Linked DNA regions of Homo sapiens: region 2 is linked to region 1. A link is a contact called in ENCODE Hi-C or POLR2A ChIA-PET data. All regions are on one chromosome and are shown on one strand. The core of a region is the stretch at or near the end of the contact, and the rest is flanking DNA. Distances in the headings are between cores, read along the strand shown. Region 1 holds the start of RTCB (RNA 2',3'-cyclic phosphate and 5'-OH ligase). Region 2 holds the start of EIF4ENIF1 (eukaryotic translation initiation factor 4E nuclear import factor 1).

Region 1 (2,700 bases), core at 58-2,557:
CACAAAGGATCTTCCCGCCTTGGCCTCCCAAAGCGTTGGGATTACAGGCCATGAACCACTGCGCTCTCCCTATGTTAGATTTTCTATTCCTTCCTTCAGGGTAACGGTTTCCACACAAAGAAAGTGGCCAAACAGCAAACAGAACACAGATTTATCCCCGTGCGCTTTTTCTTCCCTCAGTGTAAGTGACTTGCCAACAAGGGAAACTCAGTAAGCTTTGATTCTGAATAAAAGAATGGAGTGACTATTGGGAGCTGTTTACCAAGACGTGAGACGAGACGGTAAACCTTTGAAGCATTTACTTGGCACCTTCAGGGATTTCAAAAACTATTTAAAAATACGTTGCAAAACTTCATAAACGTTTTCTTTTTTCACATTAATAAAAATATGAGCACAGATGGTGATGAAGGCCGAGAGATACAGAGCCCAGGCTTTCAAACTATCTGATGATCCTGAGCCCTCAAGTCTCCATCTGGGACGTCAAAGAAGTAAACCGGACATCAAGTCCTGGCTGAGCTTCTTCCTAGGTGGGTAGAGGAAGCTATGTCACCGACAGATCCTCGAGGTCCTTCTGTGAAGTGAATATTAAAATCAAACAGGCCCTGCCCTGCGCTACTGCAAGAAATGACATCGCTTTATTAAAAACCAACATGCGATACTGAATGCTGAAAACCTGGTTTAGTGAACAAAGGTTTGTAAACGTTATTTAAATAACCAGCATGACTCAGAGGAGGTGAATTCCAGTCCCAGCAAATGAACCTGGGGCTGGCTGTTCCACCCTGGAAAAGATCACTGAAGTTTCTGTGAACGTAAAACAGCTCACGATACGTTTATGAGACTGATCTGTGAAAACGCTTTGGAAACCCCAATTTCGTATTTATTTAGATTCCCATATCCACCGCACTTAGCTTGTCCTCGTGGTTCGGGGACCTCTCCTGGCGGGAGGTGGTGCCGGAACAGGTTGGGCGGCCCCAGAACCGTGAGGGGAGAAGGACGGGATGAGGGAAACTCTGCAAGGGGCCGGGGCGGACCCAGTGGTCAGGGGAGGTCCAGAGGGCGCAGTGGACGCCGGCCGGGCCGGGGACGGAGCACGGAAGGCCCCGCCATTTGCTCTCCTGCCTTACCTGCATGTTGGGCACGAAGCCCTTCTTGATCCTCCAGCAGTTTTTATTGATCTTCTCCAAGAACTGCAGCTCATCATTATAGCTGCGACTCATGGTGGCGAAAACTGTAGCAAAAACTCCCGGCTCCGCTTTGAAGAGCCGCTGCCGCGTAGTCCGGCTTCTCAGAGCACCGCCTTCCAAGAACCAAAGCGCAGGCGCGACCAGCGCCGCAGCAGATGAGCAACGGCAAGCGCCGAGGCTCAAAATTCTTCAGGCCAATGTCTTTCCTCTGGTTAAGTTGTACTGTCCTGTAGTGTATAACTTTAGGATCTTTATTAGTCGATTTCCTCTAAACTACAGCTAAGCGAAATCCAGAAGTTTAAAGTATAATCTAGTTATCTTTTGTTTTGGAAATGCTTTTCAGCAGCTTATGAAAACACCTTGAGTCTGGGTCAGGTTCGGTGCATTGGCTTGGAGTTTACACCCTCAGCTGGGAGGGGAAAAAGATAACGCCAGCAGCTGAGAAAGAAAAACCTGTTTGAGTAAATACCATAGCTGAACATTTATGTTTCAGAATGAATCTGGATATACACCAAATAACTTTTTTGGTCAGAAAGGAGCATCCCAAAGAATGAAGCATGGCAGCTTATCATTTATTCTGACAAACACTTGTGGGTGCATCTATTGTGGCCAGACATATACTACAAAATGATCAAATCACAGCCCTTATGGATCGCCAAAACTCCCCAGTCTAGCCGCATTTGATGATCAAGACCTCTTTAATCATGCTTTTATACGCCGTGTCTCTTGTTCATAGTGGTAAGTGAGCTTTAAGTGATTTCAGTTTCCAGTTCGGCCTCATGTCAACAACTGCAACTTTGGGATTAGAAAGACGCAAGATTCAATTTCTATCTGTGCCATTTACTGACTTGGTGTGATTAACCCCTCTTATCTCTGTTTCGTCATCTCTAAAATGGGATCATAATTCTTTCTTGAGTAGAAGGCTAAATGAAGTGACACTGGAGGGGTAATCAGCACGGGGCTTGGCACACGGCAAGCACTCTATAAACAGCTCTCCTCTTTCCATTCCCCCACTAGACTGTAAGTGCTGCAAAAAACAGTATGTAGTTTCCATTCATTTGTTGCATTATCTACACTGGTTCCGCTTTTCTTCTCTTCTGCCCCAATTTCTCCCCATTGATTAGGTGCTCTGACACATTAATATCATTCTCAGTTATGAATTGTCTGAGTTTAGTACTCTGCACTGCCATTTCATTGAATCTGTGGTGGGTGAAAAATCCCAAAGCTTGAAGTGATACAACTTTTAGAGTTTCCTGTGGTTACCCTGTTCCTTCTTGGAAAGATTTCAGAGGTAAAGAATTCTCTTTTAAAATCAAGCCTTGATGTCTGTGCAACCTTAGGTCTCTTCCCTTTTCTATGTCTTATTTTATTTTATTATTTTTTTGAGTTGGAGTCTTGCTCTGTCGCCAGGCTGGAGTGCAGTGGTGCCATCTCGGCTCACTGCAACCTCCGCCTCCCAGGTTCAAGCGATTCTCCTGCCTCAGCCTCCCAAGCAGCTGGGACTACAGGTGCGTGC
Region 2 (2,700 bases), core at 81-2,580, 920 kb before region 1:
CATGTAGTGAGTCAGAATGAGATTACCACTTAATAGGAATGAAATAGTTATACAATGTTACTAACTTCGCCACCTAAAAAGAAACACTATTTCATTAGTGGCAAACCTTACTTTTGTATAGCGATGGGGGCATTTGGAGGCAGGAGGCTTCTTCAGGTCAAGGAAAGCATCTCCACTTTCTGTTTCACCCATACTTCTCCTATCCATGGCTCCTTGGTCTACAATGCTCTGCACCTGGAAGATAAATCGGCACAAAATTGTCACCGAGAACAGTAAGTTTTCAGAAATCTTGGCTGTTTCTTCAGAAGCTGAAACTTTTTAATCTCTCAAAACAGCTAGTGTTAAAAACAAGTCCCCACCCCAAAATTATGCTATAAATTAGAACTTGGAGATAGAATCATTGGTACTCAGTTCTCTTTCCTAGTATCCTAAGCATCAACATGGTAAAAAGTAGAAGGTGCCCAATTCAAGGTATATAACCTTTAAGCAGCTTTAACACAAGAGAAACCAAGATTAGTAGCTGCCACCCATGGGGATCTTTCAAGACTGGTGGGGAAGTTTCCCGGAGTGGGGGCAGGTAGAAGACTGGTTAGGCTGGGAACCCGCGAAGTCTGTTGGAAAGTGCCTGTCACTTGCCAATGGACGGCGCCAGCTGCCCCTTGTTATCCGGCGATCAGGGACTGGGGACGGGGCCCGAGCGCCCCTCGCCAGGCCAGCCGCACCTGTGGCCATGTCAGGGGCGCCGATGGCAAGGAAAGGGCGAGCACCGGCTTCAGCTCCGAAACTTGGCTTCCCCGGGCCGCGACCCCAACCCGCAGCCCCTCACGCAGGCCCGGGCCCAGCGGCCTCCTTCGGAGGAAGGGCGGAGACCGTACTCACTGAGGGGCGGCCGGCCGCAGGGAGGAGGGAGGCCGAATCTCCCGGCCCGGGCGCTTCAAGCTGGAGCTAGCGCAGGCCCGCAGCCGTCCTCCCCGGCCCGGCGGCTCGGTCCCCGCCAGCCAGCCCGCCGGCTACCCGCCGGCCGCCTTGCGGGCCTCGCGCCCCTGCCCACCCCCTGCGGGCGCCCCGGCGCCCGCGCTCACGCACGCGACCCCGGGAGCAATGCGCCCGCGCCCCTTCTACACCCGGGAGCACCGGGCGCGCGGTGCCCCGGACCCAGCCGCCACCGCCGCCGACCCTTACTCGGTGCCTCCGCCGCTCGGCGGCCCTTTGCCTCGGCCGCCGCTCCCCTCCCCGCTGCCCGCACCGGTCCCAGCGCCGCTCCCCGCAGCCTTCGCTCTCGCGCCCCCACCCCGACCGGCTTGGGCTGTCTCTCTTCAGCCGCCGTAACTGCAGCCCGGCCCTCCGCCCCTCCTCTTCGGCCCCCTCCCCCTTAATAACTCCCTCCACGCACCCTGGCCCCGGCGCCGCCTTCCCCGCCGCGCGCCCGGATGTGAGGTGGCTGCAGCGGTGCCGGGCGAAAAAGAAGCATCGCCGCGCGCTTCCCGGACGCCAGCCCCTGCGCGGGCCGGGGGGTGGGAAGGTGGTGGCGGCGAGGAGGAGGCCACGGTGGGGATAGCGGAAACCCGCTCCCGTGCGCGCAGGCGGTCGCCGTGGGCAGCCCAGAGGCCACCGCCGCCGCGTTCCCACGCGCGCTGCAGGGCAGAGCGGACGGCACTTGGGACCCGCGACTCGCGGCACGCCACTCTCCCGGAGGCGGTGGCTAGATGGGGCTGGGCTGGCGGCTAGCACGGCCTGTGGCGCGACGACCGCTGTATTTGCATGGTTCGCATAGGCAGAGAACCGTGGGGCTTCGGCAGTGGGAATTTGAGATAGGAGATTGGGGTCTTCCGAGCCTTCCCAGTGCGGGTTCGAACCTCAGCTGTTTTGCGAGTGGCGTGATCTTAGGCAAAGCTGACTTAACCTAAGTTTCGGTCGTGTTTCTAAAATGGCCTCTGTAAATCTATGAGGCTTATGCGCGAGTACTGGTTGCTGCATTAAAAGACAAACTTGTCACGATTGGCTTTGATAGCGATAAAGGCGACTAACAAATTCATTGAAATGTTGTTTCCCTCCGGTAACCTGAATCTGTCCTTAGCCTGCACAGAAAGGGGAAGTGCGAGTGGAGTTGGGGAAATGAGACGGCGAATGTCAAGTGCTTACCACGTAGTGCAGACTCAGGCTGACAGGGGGCCACAGAAATGCAAATATGTGAGCAGTGTGGGTAACTGCATCCTGGGGAGGAAGTCCTATGTGCTGGAATACCACAAGCACCCATTTCTGCCCTGTGGTACTGCGCAGCGTTGGTGTGAAGCGATACATAGGCGTGAAGTCCCGAGAACGCAATTTTCCTGGTTAAAGGACAGCAACGTCTACATTTCTTCCAAGAGGCCTACTTTGTTGGAACTTCACTTCACTTGTGAAATTAGGGTGTTGGGCAGTGAGTGACCACTAACTCAGCTCCCTTCTTGTGAATCTTGGCAACAGAAAACTTTTCGTTTGTATTACTGAATAAAGTGTGTTTCTTACAAACTGTTTTTTTACAGGCAAGAGGCAGAGGGAAACACTTGCACATCAGGCCTGAGTTTGCATTCTCATCTCTGCCACCTCCTACAAGCTATGGAGAGTTAGTCTATTGATTCTTAGTTTTACCTGTGAAATTGCGAAGATGATATAACCTGCTCATGGGGCAGTTAAGATTAAACAGGATAAGGTGGGTAA

Evidence for each region. Hi-C counts contacts between places; a loop is a spot of excess contacts on that map. ChIA-PET counts read pairs that join two places held with the same protein, here RNA polymerase II (POLR2A). Pooled maps may share reads with other maps.
Region 2: a map of dorsolateral prefrontal cortex shows a loop between it and region 1 (10-fold over the local background). The contact joins the promoter of EIF4ENIF1 here to the promoter of RTCB in region 1. A Hi-C loop is called at or near these places in 1 of 168 maps with a recorded cell type or tissue (dorsolateral prefrontal cortex) and 11 of 50 pooled maps. POLR2A ChIA-PET finds 5 or more read pairs at or near these places in 2 of 52 experiments (Caco-2 and GM12878).

Annotation. Positions count from the first base shown.
Region 1 is chr22:32,410,940-32,413,639 of GRCh38, forward strand. It overlaps RTCB (RNA 2',3'-cyclic phosphate and 5'-OH ligase), which reads right to left and starts at 1,308. Exons shown (of 12, transcript NM_014306.5): 1 at 1,125-1,308. The coding sequence starts at 1,217. RefSeq lists an enhancer at 1,278-1,457.
Region 2 is chr22:31,488,512-31,491,211 of GRCh38, forward strand. EIF4ENIF1 (eukaryotic translation initiation factor 4E nuclear import factor 1) reads right to left here and starts at 1,331. Exons shown (of 19, transcript NM_019843.4): 1 at 1,183-1,331; 2 at 112-234. The coding sequence starts at 207. RefSeq lists enhancers at 640-1,263, 1,264-1,886, 2,286-2,345 and silencers at 716-1,005, 1,086-1,735.